Regions from separate parts of the Homo sapiens genome. Here region 1 is linked to region 2. A link is an interaction called in ENCODE POLR2A ChIA-PET data of the cell type or tissue named here. Cell type or tissue: GM12878. All regions are shown on one strand. Links, peaks and the distances in the headings refer to the core of each region. The heading gives the core; the rest is flanking DNA.

Region 1 (8,326 bases), core at 83-8,082, 83 kb before region 2:
GCAGGTGGATTGCTTGAGGCCAGGAGTTCAAGACCAGCCTGGTGAACATGGTGAAACCCCATCTCTACTAAAAATACAAAAATTAGCTGGGCGTAGTGGCAGGCAACTGTAATCCCAGCTACTCAGGAGGCTGAGGCAGGAGAATCGCTTGAATCCAGCAGGCAGAGGTGGCAGTGAGCCAAGATCATGCCACTACACTCCAGCCTGGGTGAGTGAGTGGGACTCCATCTCAAAAAAAAAAAAAAAAAAGAAAGAAAGAAAGAAAAGAAAAGAAAACGAGAGCCTTACATTTCTTTTTCTCTATTCTTCCCTGTTTTTTGCCTTACCACTATTGAAAAGATAATTAAAGGATTAGGCATCGCCTCCTTTCTTGTGCCCTCTTTCCCCCTTCCCAAAATACTTCCCATGCCTGTCTGAAGTCATCCCTATGAAAACATGGTTCCTGGGAGTTCTAGATTCACCTTCTTCGCAATCTCCTGTAAGCTTTATTAAGACCATAACCTGGCCCAGTGTGGTGGCTCATGCCTATAATCCCAGCACTTTGGGAGGCCAAGGCAGGAGGATTGCTTGAGCCGAGGAGTTTGAGAACAGACTCAGTGACATAGCAAGACCCCGTTTCTTAAAAAAATACAAAAATAAGCTGGATATAATGGTGCATGCCTGTGTTTCCAGCCACTTGGGAGACCGAGAGAGGAGGATCGCCTGAGCCCGGGAGGTCAAGGTTGCAATGAGCCGAAATCCTGCCACTGCACTCCAGCCTGGGTCACAAAGTGAGACCTTGTCTCAAAAAAACGAAAAATGAATGAATTTTAAAAAGACTATTACCCACTGTATAAAACACCCTTAATATAAGTAACTCCACCTTAGAAAAACATTTCATTTTATATTTCATAGAGTACTTTCCCAACGAGAATAAGATGTTTTGCTTGGCCAGGTGCCGTGTCTCATGCCTGTACTTCCAGCAATTTGAGAGGCCTTGGAGGATGGATTGCTTGAGCCCAGGAGTTTGAGACCAGCCTGGGCAACATGGCAAAACCCCGTCTCTACCAAAATACAAAAATTAGCTGGGTGTGGTGGCGTGCACCTGTAGTCCCAGCTACTCAGGAGGCTGATGCAGGAGGATCGCTTTAGCCCAGTAGGCAGAGGTTACAATGAACCAAGATCGCACCACTGCTCTCCAGCCTGGGCAACAGAGTGAGACCCTGTCCCTTGACCCCCAGAAAAGTTTTGCTTAATAAATCAACAAACAAAGACTGCATCCAACCAGATAAGGATGGACAAAGAAGCACACTCTCACGATCAGTTCTCACCAAAGGATTCTGTAACCATTAAAAGAGCAGGCCTTCGGCCAGGCGCGGTGGCTCACGCTTGTAATCCCAGCAGTTTGGGAGGCTGAGGCGGGTGGGTCACCTGAGGTCAGGAGTTCGAGACCAGTCTGACCAACATGGAGAAACTCCATCTCTACTAAGAATACAAAAACTAGCTGGGTGTGGTGGCGCATGCCTGTAATCCCGGCTCCTCAGGAGGCTAAGGCAGGAGAATCGCTTGAACTCAGGAGGCGGAGGTTGCAGTGAGCCGAGATTGTGCCATTGCACTCCAGCCTGGGCAACAAGAGTGAAACCTCAGTTTCAGGGAAAAAAAAAGAGCAGGCCTTCTTCTAGTGGTCCTAGCACAGCCTTGCACTGCCTCCTGATAACAACCCAGTCTCTGCCTTCGAAGCCTCTACCACATCAAAGACTCTTCCTTGCAGGACTGAAGAGCAGGGCCCAGACCAGGACTCCTTTTGTCTTCTTTGCTCCTGCTGGACTGGTTTGTTAACTCTTTCTCCTATCTCTCTCCTCTCGATGTTAAATGCTACTTTGTTTGTTGTGGAATGGTTAATGTATAACGTGTATATATTGCTTAAGTGTATTATTATGTATGGTTTGCAGTATTGATGGACCCATATGTGCGGCTCTAAGTACAGGCGAACGGGAAGTACTAAGGAGAATTGCCTCCTTGGGAACTCCATGTAGCTCATGGCTTTTGTGATTGAAATGCGTCAGTAAAAGCCTGACATTGTGGAAAGACACAAGCACGCGTGCGCTTGGTTATCTCTAACCTTGCACTGTTCTTGACACTCACCCAAACCTGTCTATCAGAATTTTTATTTTATCAAAGTGCTCCAGGTGACTGTTACGTCTAATAAAGTTTGAGAGCCAATGAAATACAAATCCATTTTCTTTTCTTTTCTTTCTTTCTTTCTTTCTTTTTTTTTTTTTTGAGTTGGAGTTTTGCTCTTGTTGCCCAGGCTGGAGTGCAATAGCGTGATCTCGGCTCACCGCAACCTCCGCCCCCTGGGTTCAAGCGATTCTCCTGCCTCAGCCTCCCGAGTAGCTGGGACTACGGGCGTGCGCCACCACGCCCGGCTAATTTTGTATTTTTAGTAGACATGGGGTTTCTCCATGTTGGTCAGGCTGATCTCGAACTCCCGACCTCAGGTGATCCACCCACCTCGGCCTCCCAAAAGTGCTGGGATTACAGGCATGAGCCACCGCACCTGGCCCAAATCCATGTTCAAAACAAGCAAATGCTTCCCAGGAGGGTTAAAGTGGAGTCTGGGGGCTGAGGAGCCGTAGCTGTGATCGGATTGTGTGTGGTAGGATGGCAATACGATTAAACCAACTCCTGGGAAAGGAGGTTTGATGGGGAGAGAAGCAGTGAGAGTCAGAGAGCATGGAATCCTTTTTTTTTTTTTTTTTTTTTTTTGAGACGGAGTCTCGCTCTGTTGCCCAGGCTGGAGTGCAGTGGCGGGATCTCGGCTCACTGCAAGCTCCGCCTCCCGGGTTCACGCCATTCTCCTGCCTCAGCCTCCCCAGTAGCTGGGACTACAGGCGCCCGCCACTACGCCCGGCTAATTTTTTGTATTTTTAGTAGAGACGGGGTTTCACCGTTTTAGCCGGGATGGTCTCGATCTCCTGACCTCGTGATCCGCCCGCCTCGGCCTCCCAAAGTGCTGGGATTACAGGCGTGAGCCACCGCGCCCGGCCTGAGTATGGAATCCTTGGTGGGGAGGCTTGCTGTGAGAAGCCTTGGTTAGCTGCACACAAAGCGAAGCCCTAGGGAGGGAGGGGCAGAGAGCACAGAGAAAATGAGCCAACCCCAAAGGCAAGATCTTATCAAGATATTTTGGGAGCTGACTCTTTGCACGTTGTCTCTTCCGGGACATCAAAGGCAATTATCATGGAATGATTATCTGCTGTTGTCTGGTCTTGCCCCATCACTCCTAACTTCCTCTTTCTAGAAAATGGTAAGGCTCCGGAGAAAAAGTAAATCAGCCGAAAGGATCGGAGCTCCTCGTTATGGGGTATTTTAGGTCCTGATGGCAATTTCAGAGAAACCACACTCAGTAACCTTCCTTGATGTTTTCCGTTAAGGAAAACCTAGCCATGAGGAGTCTTTAGAAAGCTACAAGCACACCTGGAGGTTCTTTGCATCCAATTTTCATAGAGAATATTGCCCATTCAAAGGTGAATTGCACAGGCCACTAGCTTGTCTTGTTTCTGCTCTTTTTTCTTTGCATCACTCTGGCCATTCACTGCTTTTTGTTCTCAGATGTGGGGCAGAAGCCACAGACTTAGAAGAAAGAAGGGAGTAGACCTTCCAGGGGAACTGTGGCTCCCGGGCCTCCGCTTGTCATAAGTCATTTTGGGGTTTTTGGTTTTTGAGATGAAGTCTCGCTCTGTCGCCCAGGCTGGAGTGCAGTGGTGGGATCTCAGTTCACTACAACCTCCGCCTCCCAGGTTCAAGTGATTCTCCTGCCTCAGCCTCCCAAGTAGCTAGAATTCCAGGTGCCCGCCACCACGGGCAGCTAATTTTGATATTTTTAGTAGAGATGGGGTTTCGCCATGCTAGCCAGGCTGGTCTCGAACTCCTGACCTCAGGTGATCCACCCACATCGGCCTCCCAAAGTGCTGGGATTACAGGCATGAGCACCCACGCCTGGCCTGTCCTAGGTCATTTTGGTCGGCTTAAACTAAAGCAGCCTGTGCAGCAGGGATTTATTCCCAGCAGCCCTTTTGCCCTAATGTCATATTGCCTTTCAAAACAGTTGTCCTGCTCTCCTGGCCATTTCCTAACCAGGGCTACAAGCAGCAGCTCGGTGCCTTCCCTGTCCTTGGAGCTGCTCTGGCAATGAAATGTGATCCAGAAAAGCCCCTCTCAGACGCTATGCAGTCTGCTGTCTGCCTGCCCTAGCGCACCTTCCTAACACCCCTCCTGCAGGGACCAAGGGCTCTCTCTTCTCAGGGTCAGGCACAGAGCCACAGTCTGACCCAACTGGCTGCCCTCCCCACCCCAGCACAGGTGCATAGCCAGCTGTTGACAGTGCATGGCTGCGTCTACAGCCATACCACCCTGAACGCACCCGATCTCGTCTCATCTAGGAAGCTAAGCAGGGTTGGGCCTGATTAGTACTTGGATGGGAGACAGTGCACGGCTGCTGAAACAGCCTGCCACACAGGAGGGAATAACAGAAGTTACAGTCACACAGAGCATCGGATTTCACTGGCCATTCTAGTTCCAGGTTTCAGTTGAACCATGAGCACTGTGCAGGGAGCCAGGAGACCCAGGTTCAGGACTCAGCCTGACCAATGAGTCACGGGCTGTGTTGCCCTGGAGTTGTCTTTTCGCCTCTTTTGAGCTTCTTAGTCACCCATGCAAATTATAATGACTCACATTTACTATGCCACAGGGACCATTAGAAGTTAAATATTAACTCCTTTGGTCCTCCCAGCAGTCTTTTTGTTGTTGTTTTTTTGAGATAGAGTCTCACTGTGTTGCCCAGGCTGGAGTGCAGCGGCTCACTCAACCTCTGTCTCCTGGGTTCAAGTGATTCTCTTGCCTTAGCCTCCCAAGTAGCTGGACTACAGGTGTGAGCCACCAGGCCTGGCTAATTTTTGTATTTTTATTAGAGACAGGGTTTCGCCATGTTGGCCAAGCTGATCTCCAACTCCCTGCCTCAAGCGATCCACCCACCTCGGCCTCCCAAAGTGCCGGAATTACAGGGATAAGCTGCCATACCCAGCCTTCCGGCACTTTTATAAGACAGATACAGTTATCCTTTCACAAGAGGAGACTCAGAGAAGGCTGAAGCAACTTACTCAAGGTCAATAGCTAGTAAGTGATGTTGATTTTTCTTTTGTAGAAATGGGATTTCACTGTATTGCCCAGCCTGCTCTTGAACTCCTGGCTTCCAGTGATCCTCCTGCCTCAGCAACCCAAAGTGCTGGGATTACTGGTGTCTGCCATGCCCAGCCAATATTTGAGACAGGGTTTTGCTCTGTCACCCAGGCTGGAGCTCAGTGGTGCAAACATGGCTCACTGCAGCCTCGACCTCCTGGGCTCAGGAGATCCTCCTGAGTAGCTGGAACCACAGGCACGCCATGCCTGGCTAAATTTTTTATTTTTAATTTTTTTTATAGAGATAGGTTCTTGCCATGTTGCCCAGGCTGGTCTTGAACTCCTGGCCTTCAGCGATCCTCCTGCCTCTCAGTCTCCCAAAGTGCTGAGATTACAGACATGAGCCACTGTATCCAGCCAATAGTTGACTTTGTTTTTTTTTTGAGACAGAGTTTTGCTCTTGTTGCCCAAGCTGTAGTGCAATGGGGCGATCTCAGCTCACTGCAACCTCCTCCTCCCGGGTTCAAGCAGTTCTCCTGCCTCAGCCTCCCGAGGAGCTGGGACTACAGGCGCGTGCCACCACACCTGGCTAATTTTTTGTATTTTTAGTAGAGATGGGGTTTCACCATGTTAGCCAGGCTGGTCTCAGGTCAACTCCTGACCTCAGGTGATCCACCTGCCTTGGCCTCTGATTACAGGCGTGAGCCACCGCGCCTGGCCAATAGTTGACTTTTAACCACTATGCATGCTGTCTCTGATGGGATAGGATAAAGGTATTAGCTATCTACCACAAAGTGTAGTGGTGTAAAGCAATAAACATGTAGGATAACATGCAATTTCTGTGGATCAAGAATGAGGGAGTGGCTTAAGTGAGGGTTCTGGATGAAGGTGTCATGAAGTTGTAGTCAAGATGTCAACTTGCTAGGTGCGGTGGCTCACACCTGTCAGCAGCTCAGGAGCTCAAGACTAGCCTGGGCAACATGGTGAGACCCTGCCTCTGCTAAAAATAGGAAAATTAGCCAGGCATGATGTGCCTGTGGTTCCAGCTACTTGGGAGAGTCACCTGAACCTAGGAGGTCAAGGCTGCAGTGAGCCATGTTTGTACCACCGCACTCCAGCCTGGGCGACAGAGCAAGACTCCGCCTCAAAAAAATAAATAAAAAGGAAACACAGAAGTCAACTATTGGCCGGGCATGGTGGCTCACCCCAGTAATCAAAGTGTCAGCAAAGCCATGTTCCCTCTGAAGTCTCTCGGGAAGAATCCTTCCTTGTCCCTTCCAGCTTGTGGTGGCCGCAGGCAATTGTTGGCACTTCTTGGCTTGCAGTAGCATCACCCCAGTCTCTTTTTTGTTGTTGTTGCTGTTGTTTTTTTTGTTTTGTTTTGTTTTGTTTTTTTGAGATGGAGTCTCACTCTGTCGCCCAGGCTGGAGTGCAGTGGCGCCATCTCAGCTCACTGCAAGCTCCGCCTCCCGGGTTCACGCCATTCTCCTGCCTCAGCCTCCCGAGGAGCTGGGACTACAGGCGCTCGCCACCATGCCCAGCTAATTTTTTGTATTTTTAGTAGAGACGGGGTTTCACCGTGTTAGCCAGGATGGTCTTCATCTCCTGACCTCATGATCTGCCCGCCTCAGCCTCCCAAAGTGCTGGGATTATAGGCGTGAGCCACCGTGCCCGGCCTGCTGTTGTTGTTTTTTTGGAAACAGAGTCTTGCCCTGTTGCTCAGGCTGGAGTGCAGTGGTGTAATCATAGCTCACTGCAGCCTCAGGCTCCTGCCTCAAGTGATCCTCCTGCCTCAGCCTTCCGAGTGGCTAGTACCATAGGCACATACCACCACACCCAGCTGCTTTATGTATTTTTCATAGAGATGAGATTTTGCCATGTTGTCCAGGCTGCTCTCGAACTCCTGGGCTAAAGCGATCCTCTTGCCTCAGCCTCCCGAAGTGCTGGGATTACAGGCGTGAGCCTCCGTGCTTGCTTGCTTCTGTTGTTACATGGCCTCCCTATGTTCTGTGTCTCCTCACTTCCAGTCCTATAGGATTAGGTCCACCCTAATCAACTATGACCTCATTGTCACTTGATTTTATCTGCAAAGACCCTATTTCCAAACAAGGTAACATTCACAGTTTCAGGGGATTAGAACTTCCCCATTCACAGTTTCAGGAGGTTAGAACTTCAGATATCTTTGGGCAGGGGCGGTGAGGGGCACAATTTAAACGACAACCCAGGCTTCATGATGTGAAAAGCCCTGTGTACATATGAGTCAGTGTCACCTTCATTACTGAGGTGCTGGGAGAAATCATGATCATGGAAGCTGAGGAAAGAGTGATGATTAGACTGACCTGCCTTGTCAATGACATCATCAGCAGATAGCAGCATAGGCGGGCAATTCTTTTAAGTCACTTTGTGTATTTATTTATTTGTTTTTATTTTATTTTATTTTATTTTATTTTATTTTTTTGAGATAGAGTCTCACTCTGTCACCAAGGCTGGAGTGCAGCGGTGCGACCTTGGCCCACCGCAACCTCTGCCTCCTGAGTTCAAGCGATTCTCGTGCCTCAGCCTCCTGAGTAGATGGGATTACAGTCGCCTGCCACCACACCTGGCTAATTTTTGTATTTTTAGTAGAAACGAGGTTTCACCATGTTGGCTGGGCTGGTCTCAAACTCCTGACTTCAAATGACCCACCCGCCTTGGCCTCCCAAAGTGTTGGGTTTACAGGCCCGGCCTTTATTTTTATTTTTTTGAGACAGGGTGTCACTTTGTCACACAGGCTGGAGTGCAATGGCATGATCATAGCTCACTGCAGACTTGAACTCCTGGGCTCAGGTGATCCTCCCGCTTCAGCCTCCTGAGTAGCTGGGACCATAGGCACATACCAGCCACCACACCCAGCTCCTTAAGTCACTTCGAAAGCCCTTGATACCTAGGCCATTTTTCCAAGCTGTGGATGCCCTCTCTCACTGGAGGGTCCTCATGGCTTTCAGTGGATTCTGGATTCTGCCGACAGAATTTGTCTCCATTGATTTCTTCCTTGGATGTTTTATCCTCCTAAGGCCGATTTGGCTCCAGAACTTTCCCACCTGACTATCCCAAACATCTCTATGCCCCGTGTCTTCCTCTATGTTTCAGAAGCCACCATTTCTCTGAAAGCTCTGTTTCTAGGCAG
Region 2 (8,326 bases), core at 267-8,266:
TGTGATAGCCAGGGGAAAATGAGCCACCACCGTGCTCTTCATGAGAAGGGAGCATGCTCCCTGGGGCCGTGGGTGCTGAACGGAGTGCATGACGGCAGCCTCAGCCAGCATGGGCATCTCATGCGTCCCCTCTTTCAGTGGGAGGGAAGGGGGCGAGGGAGGTAGGGAATGGGTGTCTCATTGGTCCCCTCTTTCAGTGGGAGGGAAGGGGGCGAGGGAGGTAGGGAATGGGTGTCTCATCGGTCCCCTCTTTCAGTGGGAGGGAAGGTGGCGAGGGAGGTAGGGCATGGGCAGCCCCCTCCTCCCAGCACATAATCACAATGGATCATTGTGACTGAGCACTTCAATTTGAATCATCACGATGATTCTTCTCAGATGGGGAAGTTGAGGCACAAAGTCATGTTGCTAGGAAATGGCAGAGCCAGGACTGGGGCCTGGCAGTCTGGGTCCCAGCTGGTGCTCCGGCTACCCTTCTAAACTGCCTCTCACGCACACACTTCCACCCCTACTCCCACGAGGGGCCTTGTGGGGTGGGGCAGGTAGGGGAGTTCCTGCCCTGTCCCTCAGTAGTTCCTGTAATTCCAGGAAGCCCCAACACCCAGGGTGTGCATTAGCCCTACCTAACTCAACCGGGGATAAGATACTGTCCAAGGAGGTAAACTGAGTCCTAACAGCGGGCAGGGTACTGAGGAGGGTGGGCTGTCATAGGGGTGCCCCATAGAAGCAGAGACAGGGGCTATGCTCCCTTCCTGGGTCAGCAGGGGAGCCAGGGCTGGTGACAGTCCCAAAAAGGGCTTGGGAACAGACAAGGCATGAGGGGTGGCCGCTCTGGGGTGAGGAGAGGCTGGTGAGGGGGCAGCAGGCAGCAGAGCTGTGAGCACAGCCGGGCTCCATGGATCCAGGAGATCCTCGTGGGTCCCTCTGGGTCCACCCAGATCGAGCTTGCGGATTTAGAATGCCCAGTCCCAGGAGGATGACAGCCCTGGGGCTCCCACCAGACTCCCTCAGCATTCTACGTGTGCCCTGGGTCAAACCCCCTTCCTTCACCACCTGGACTCCTGGGATAGGTTCATACCTGTGCTCAATGCATCAAAACTAACCTATGACCATCAGGTATCTGGCAAGGCCCCTTCTGGGATTCTCAGTGGAGGAGGGAAGCGGGAAGAGGAGGCCTGACCCTGGCAGCCTCATGTGGAAGTCTTTCCCAATCAGATGGGATTTCAGGTCAGCCAGTTACAGGAGAGGGCTCTAGATAGGATGGACCGGGGGCTTTGTGCGGGGAAAAGAATGAGGCCACTCACTCAGGCTCCCTGCCAGCTGGCCAGAAGCTAGGTGGTCACAGTGAGCCTCTTCTAGGATCTGGCCCCTGTCCCAGGCCCCAAAGCTTGCAGCATGAGCCCTGCTCTGGTGTCAGACCCCACTGAAGGTAAAACCTGGCTCTGAGTTCCCCGGTATGGGTCCCCATGGGATGCAACCAGAACCCAGCCAGCTGCTCCCGCTCTCATCCCAATGCCGGTGTTCCTGTGGACACGGGGAGGACCAGTGGCCTGAGGAGCACCCTCTGGGAGGGGGGCCTTCAGTGCTAGGGAGGGTGAGTGGCATGCACCAATGCCCATCCCACCCATGACCTTCATACAACCTCCAGACACTGCCAAGTTCACAGCGTCCTGGGCATTTGGTTCCTTTAGCTAACCAGGCTCCTGTAGTACACTGTCAGCACAGCTGCCACGATCCCCGCTTAAAGAGGGCTTTGTCTGGGTTCCATCTGTCCGGGCTCCAGCCCCCGCCCCACCCTCGAGAGCATCACCCTATTCCTGTCCCCTCTAGCACACAATGGAGCCCTTGTGCCCCTCCTCCAGGTGAGCCAGAGCTGAGCTGGAGAGGGGTGGGGACAGGTGCTCTGAGCTGCCAGGGAGACCAGCATGGGGTGCTCAGGCCAGGTCAACACGCTTGCTGAGCAAGGTCTCAGGGACAGAGTGCAAAAGGAGGCCAGGTTTCCTGCCTTCCGACCCTCAAGGATCATGTCAATAACCTGGAAAGTGCCAGAGCACAGGGAGGCACCTAATCCTACTCCTAGAGGAAGACTTCCTGGAAGAGGTGGCACTAGCATTGAGTCCTAAAGAATGAGAGAGGTGGAGTGGAGAGAGAATTTCGGACTATTACATGAGCAAGGCAAAGAGGCGATGGGCAGGCTGTGGCACTGGTTCTCAGCTCAGATCACTGGGGTTTCTTGTGAGAAACACTGGGTCGGGAAGAGAGAGCTGGAGCTTCACCTTCCACTCAATGTGCCAAGGCTCTTCACTGCACAGATCCGAGAACTGACGTGTGCATCTACAGAGGCCAGCACACGCATGCCCCACCCACCCAGGCACCCCCCCCACCCCGTGAGCACATGCAGTCCCTACTAGGGGAGGCTTCTGTACATCCTCTGAGCCTCCCTCTAAAGGCCCCCCTGGTTGGCACACAGCAGATGTCCAAGAGACGTTTGCTGAATAAAGCTTTCGTTTATAGGGAGTGGTGATTGTGCCAGGCATGGTGCCAAGGGCTTGGCGTGTGTTTTCCCTGACAGCTTAAGAGTGGGCACTCTTGCCGGGCACGGTGGCTCATGCCTGTAATCCCAGCACTTTGGGAGGCTGAGGTGGGCAGATCACTTGAGGTCAGGAGTTCGAGACCAGCCTGGCCAACATGGCGAAACCCCGTCTCTACTAAAATACTAAAAATACAAAAACTAGCCGGGCATGGTGGCACGCGCCTGTAGTCCCAGCTACTTGGGGGGCTGAGGCAGGAGAATCACTTAAACCTGAGAGGCAGAGGTTGCAGTGAGCCAAGATTGTGCCACCACACTCCAGCCTGGGTGACAGAGCGAGACTCTGTCTCAAAAAAACAAAAACAAACAAATAAAAAAAGAGAGGGCACTCTTATTATCACTTGCCTGGAGATGAGGAATCAGTTGGGTTAAGTAAATTACCCACAGCCTCACTGCAAAGTGCAGAGCTGGGCAGATTCAGAGTTGTGGGTCTCAGAACCCAGCCTGCCCACCATGCTTCTCCAAGGGCACGAGTGGACAAACAGCTGCCTGGCTGGGGGGAGTACCCGCTTGTTAGAGGTGGAACTGTGTCCCCCCGAGATTTCATGTTGTGAAGCCCTAATGCCTAGTGCCTTAGAATGTGACCTTATTTGGAAATGGGGTTGTTGCAGGTGTAATCAGTTGAGGAAGGATGAGGTCACATTGGAGTAGGGGGAGCCCTTTATCCACTATGACGAGTGTCGTTATGAAAAGGGGAAATTTGGGCACAGGTCTGCATAGAGGGAAGCTGCTAGGAAGAGACACAGGGAGAAGATGCTCATCTAAAGCCAAGGGGAGCCAGGCATGGTGGCTCACGCCTGTAATCCCAGAACTTTGGGAGGTCGATCACCTGAGGTCAGGAGTTCAAGAACAGCCTAGCCAACATGGTGAAATCCCATCTCTACTAAAAGTACAAGAATTAGCTGGGTGTGGTGGTACACGCCTGTAGTCCCAGCTACTTGGGAGGCTGAGGCATGAGAATCTCTTGAACCCAGGAGGCAGAGGTTGCAGTGAGCGGAGATTATGCCACTGCAATCCAGCCTGGGTCAGGGAGTGAGATTCTGTTTCATAAATAAATAAATAAGCATAAAGCCAAGGAGAGAGGCCTGGAGCAAACCCTTCCCTGCTGCCATGTTGATTGTGGACTTCCACCTACTGTGAGACAGTAAGTGGCTGTTGTTGAAGCCACACAGTGTGTGGCACTTTGCTACAGCAGCTTGCAAACTAATACAACATCCAAGGCAGGCTCACCTGCCATAGGGAGCTGAGTGTTGCCACACCCCAGGTGGGGCTTCAGCCAGCTCCTCCCCCAGCCTTAAGCAGGTGGGCTCAGCATGGGCATTCTCTCTCACAGCCCCCCCGGGGAATGCATTCTCATGCTCATACTGGGTGCCTGTCTCTGGGAGGTTTCAATGGCAACTTTGCTCACATGGGAGGCGGGCAGCTTCAAGCCAGAGCTCTGTCCCTCCAAGCCCATCTGCTGCTGCAGCTCCAGGCTCCCAACTCAGCAGAGGCTCTGGCTTGAGACCCCACCTCCACGGCCTCCTCTCCCAGCCCTGCTCTTAGTTCAATGCAGATTTTGACCTTTCCAGAGTTCCAGACGGAGTCGGAGTCTTTTAAGCTGGAAACTCAAGATCCCGTAGGGAAGTGGGGGCCTCAGGCCAGGGAGAGGAGGTCTCATCCATAAGCTGTGTCCCTATCGGGGGACCAGGCTCATCCCAAGCATCTAGGTGAGAAATACTTTGCACAAAGCATGTCACACTACTAGGCTGCAGCTGCATTTATCAGCTTTGCACTTTTAACAGGATTCTTTCTGGCCTCCAAATGCCTGAGCACGGACCAGGCTTTCTCAGGCTTGGCACTGTTGACATTTTGGGCTGGATCATTCTTTGCTGTGGGGGCAGTTCTGTGCATTGTAGAATGTTGAGCAGTATCCCTGGCCGCTACCCACTAGATGCCAGTCGCACCCTTCCCCCGGTTGTGACACTGCCAAATGTTCCTGGGGGCAAAATTGCCCTGGTTGAGAACCACTGACTTAGACCATTCCTCCCACAGCCTCCAAGGCTAGTGGCAAAAATCTCCGAGGGAGGGGGTGCCACAAGTGAGGCTCAGTTTGACATTGCTGTGTGACTTTTAGGAAGCTCCAACACTTCTCTGGGCCTCAAGTTTTTCCCAGTTGGAAGTCAGGAGGACCAACATGGCTGTAGCCTTGAGAGGAGAAATCATATTATACCAACACCCCTATCCTACTCAGGAAGCCTCAGCAGATAATCTGGCTCTGGCTTTATCTGCAGCCCAGGGAGCCAGGCCACAGCCCCTTCATTCTTACAGGTAAAACTAAACCACAACAAATCCTGATTCTAGGCCTTGTAAGGCTGTTTCTGTTTCTGTTTCTGTTTGTTTGTTTGTTTGTTTCTTTAAAGGAGAATTTGTTGCTGGCCATGTTTCTAGTTGTAAACATACCATCCTGGGAGTCCTCAATAAAGGCAACGTTGATCCCAGGAAGGGTGTCCCTGGGGCCTGTCAGCCTTCAGGCTGGATGGAGAAGGCCAAAGTTGACCCTGCTGAGCTCATAAAGCCACCAAAGCCCAGCTGGCTGCTTAGGACACAGCCACACCTGGCTGATGTCCTGGTCAGATTCCTGCCTGGCTATACGATTCTGAGACCTGGAGGCTTAGGATGGGGAGTGTGTATAACCAAGAATATACTAGGGCTGTGTCTCTCAAAGGGTCTGCAGATACCTTCACCTGAGTCACCCAGGGAGCTTATAAAATGCAGATTCTCAGGCACTTCCCACACGCGCACAGTCAGAATCTGTGGGGAAATGGGCCCATAAATCTGCAGGTTAACAAGCACCCTTCCTTGTATCCATCCAGATGCTGAGTGTAAGGATCCTTGCAACCTAGAGGATTATGCACAAGAGCCAAAAAGAACAACCCACACACCCATCAACTGATGAAAGGATAAACAGAACACGGTGAATCCACACCTCAAACATTATTCAGCCAGCAAAAGGAGTGAAGTTCAGGTGACTGGATACAGTGGCTCACACCTGCAATCCCAGCACTTTGGGAGGCCAAGGCAGGAGGATTGCTTGAGCCCAGGGGTTTGAGACCAGCCTGGGCAAGATAGCCAGACCACACCTCTACTAAAAATTAAAAAAATCAACTGGGCACTGTGGCATGTGCCTATAGTCCCAGCTACTCAGGAGGCTGAGGTGGGAGGATCCTTTGAGCCCAGGAATTCAAGGTGGCAGTGACAAAGTGAGACCCCCATCTCAAAAAAAAAAAAGAAAAAAAAAGAAAAAAAAAAGGAGTGAAGTTCTGATAGGAGCTATAATGTGAATGAACTTGAACTTCAAAAATATTAGGACCAGCCAGGCACAGTGGATTGTATCCATCCAGATGCTGAGTGTAAGGATCCTTGCAACCTAGAGGATTATGCACAACATAAGGAGTGAAGTTGTATCACTTAATGAAGTTGTATCATAAGGAGTGAAGTTGATAAAGATTACACCTGTAATCCCACCACTTTGGGAGGCCAAGGCGGGTGGACCACTTGAAGTCAGGAGTTCGAGACCAGCCTGGCCAACATGAGGAAACCCGTCTCTACTAAAAATACAAAATTAGCCAGACATGGTGGCACACACCTGTAATCCCAGCTACTTGGGAGACTGAGACAGAAGACTCACTAGAACCTGGGAGGCAGAGGTCGCAGTGAGCTAAGATAGCGCCACGGCACTCCAGCCTGGGTGACAGCCAGACTGTGTCTCAAAAAAAAAAAAAAAAAAAAATTAGGACCACATACTGCATGATTCCATTCACATTCAATGTCCAGAAGGGGCAATATGGAGATGGATAGTACTTTAGTGGCTGCCTGGGGCTGGGAGGGGCTGGGGACACAGGCAGGTGGCTAAGCGGGGAGAGGTAAAGAATCCTGACCCCCTCCCCTAGCCACTCTCCACCAGCTCAGCTCTTTGGGGAACCAGGGCCAAGAAGCGTCCAGATGGTCGGTGTGCAGGGAGTTTCCCACCTCACTGCCCCCAGGCAGGCAGGTGGGCTAAAGACAGCTGCTCCCGCAGCACTTCTGGGCTCGGGCAGCTGACATCTGTCACCTTATACTTTATTTATCTTTCCCAACAGCCTCCCAGTTGCGTGGCTGCGCTCCCCCTTACATTATCTCCTTTAATCCTCTCGACAGCTCTCGGGGTGGGTGGGGCAGGTTTCCTGTTCTCCTGTCTTCTGATGAGGAAGCAGAGGCCCAGGGAGAGTTTCAACTTGCCCACCAGTATGCGACCAGGACATGGCAGGGCTGAGAGAGCCTGGGTGCTCTGGTTCCTGGGTCCCAGGCTGTATAGCCTCTGTTCTCGGGAGCTCAGGGCTCCTCTTGCCTACATTTCTCCTTTCCATCCCAGGAGTCACGCTGTCCGGCCAGATCTCCCCTGGTGGCCCTTCTGCCTTCGCTCCTCTTTCCTTTCCCACCCTCACCCAGCCCTCCTGGCCTAGGCCCCACAGCTAGGCCTGGTGGGAGCCCTTACCTGGCTCTACAGCACCCCGGGAGCAGAGGGGGGTGGCAGCAGGTAAATGCTAATGATGGGACATACACATGGTCAGCTGACTTAACTCCTGCAGACAAACAGCCTGGGAGAGCTAGGAGGAGGGTCTGTGGGCTGCAGGCTTTGGGAGGGATGGGGGATTGGAGGAGACGGCTGTTTGATCTGTAGCTTTTTCCCCCACCTGGAACGCTGAGGCCCCACCAGCCTCTCAGGCTGTCCCTGGCTCCTCTGGGGCCCCAGAGGTAAATTAAACCAGGCCCACCTGGTACTTCCCCGCTTCCTGTGTTTACACGTTAGGGTCTGATCTCACCCCAGGAGCTACTAAGACATGGAGCTCCCACCTTACTTCCAGGAACACACACACACACACACACACACACACACACACAAACACACACACACACACACACACACACACACTGAGGTGTTCATTTGGGAACCGTCCTGAGTGCTCTGACACAGGAAGAGGGAGCAGGAAGGCTCAAGGGCCAGGTTTTGTTTACCTCTGGGACCCGAAGCCATCCCATATTTCAGCCCTTGAGACACATTCACATTTATTAACCCCTGTGAAGACACATGCCAGGCACTGTGTTATGCACTGTGCCTCCGTTAGCCACAGGGACCCTCTAAAGAAGGCATTGTGACTACTAATGGAATTGAACGGGGTCCTGGAATCACTGGCCTTCCAAGGCAACTGGACTATCCCCATTAAAAATCCAAACCGGCTGGGCACAGTGGCTCACACCTGTAATCCCAACAGTTTGGGAGGCTGAGGCGGGTGTATCACTTGAGGTCAGGAGTTCGAGACCAGCCTGGCCACCATAGCAAAACCCTGTCTCTACTAAAATTACAAAAATTAGCTGGGCACGGTGGCGCGCGCCCGTAATCCCAGCTACATGGGAGGCTGAGGCAGGAGAATCGCTTGAATCCAGGAGGCGGAGGTTGCAGTGAGCCAAGATTGCACCACTGTACTCCAGCCTAGGTGACAGAGCAAGACTCCATCACAAGAAAAAAAAAAAAATCCAAATCCGAACTCCAGCTTCCCCAGAATCCAAGCACCCTGGGTTCCTGTCCCAGAGGACTCTCCGCCTGTGGGAATGTCCCCTTCTGCCAAGCCTCGTTGCCACAATCTCCTTCATTTGAAGTGTCCCCAGGAGAACAATGCCTAGACTAAAGAAAGCTGCCCCAGGACCCCTCACGGTGGC

The links. ChIA-PET counts read pairs that join two places held together with the same protein. Peaks named below come from ENCODE experiments on the same cell type or tissue, not always from the same donor. Only the 100,000 strongest peaks of a DNase experiment are listed, where the experiment ranks them.
Region 1: POLR2A ChIA-PET joins it to region 2 with 5 read pairs; 2 of 35 experiments call an interaction of 5 or more read pairs at or near these places.

Annotation. Positions count from the first base shown.
Region 1 is chr17:74,413,756-74,422,081 of GRCh38, reverse strand. It overlaps the pseudogene RNA5SP448. Among named protein-coding and RNA genes, the nearest start is that of GPRC5C, 14 kb to the left of the region's middle. In GM12878, for the core only: no CTCF peak of the experiment used is centred there; DNase peaks (open chromatin) are centred at 4,731 and 7,331; H3K27ac peaks cover 188 bases.
Region 2 is chr17:74,331,395-74,339,720 of GRCh38, reverse strand. All of the region lies in intron 2 of KIF19 (kinesin family member 19), which reads right to left. LOC107985078 (a long non-coding RNA gene) reads right to left here and starts at 2,346. Exons shown (of 3, transcript XR_007065897.1): 1 at 1-2,346. RefSeq lists an enhancer at 6,577-6,871. In GM12878, for the core only: no CTCF peak of the experiment used is centred there; a DNase peak (open chromatin) is centred at 5,038; H3K27me3 peaks cover 430 bases.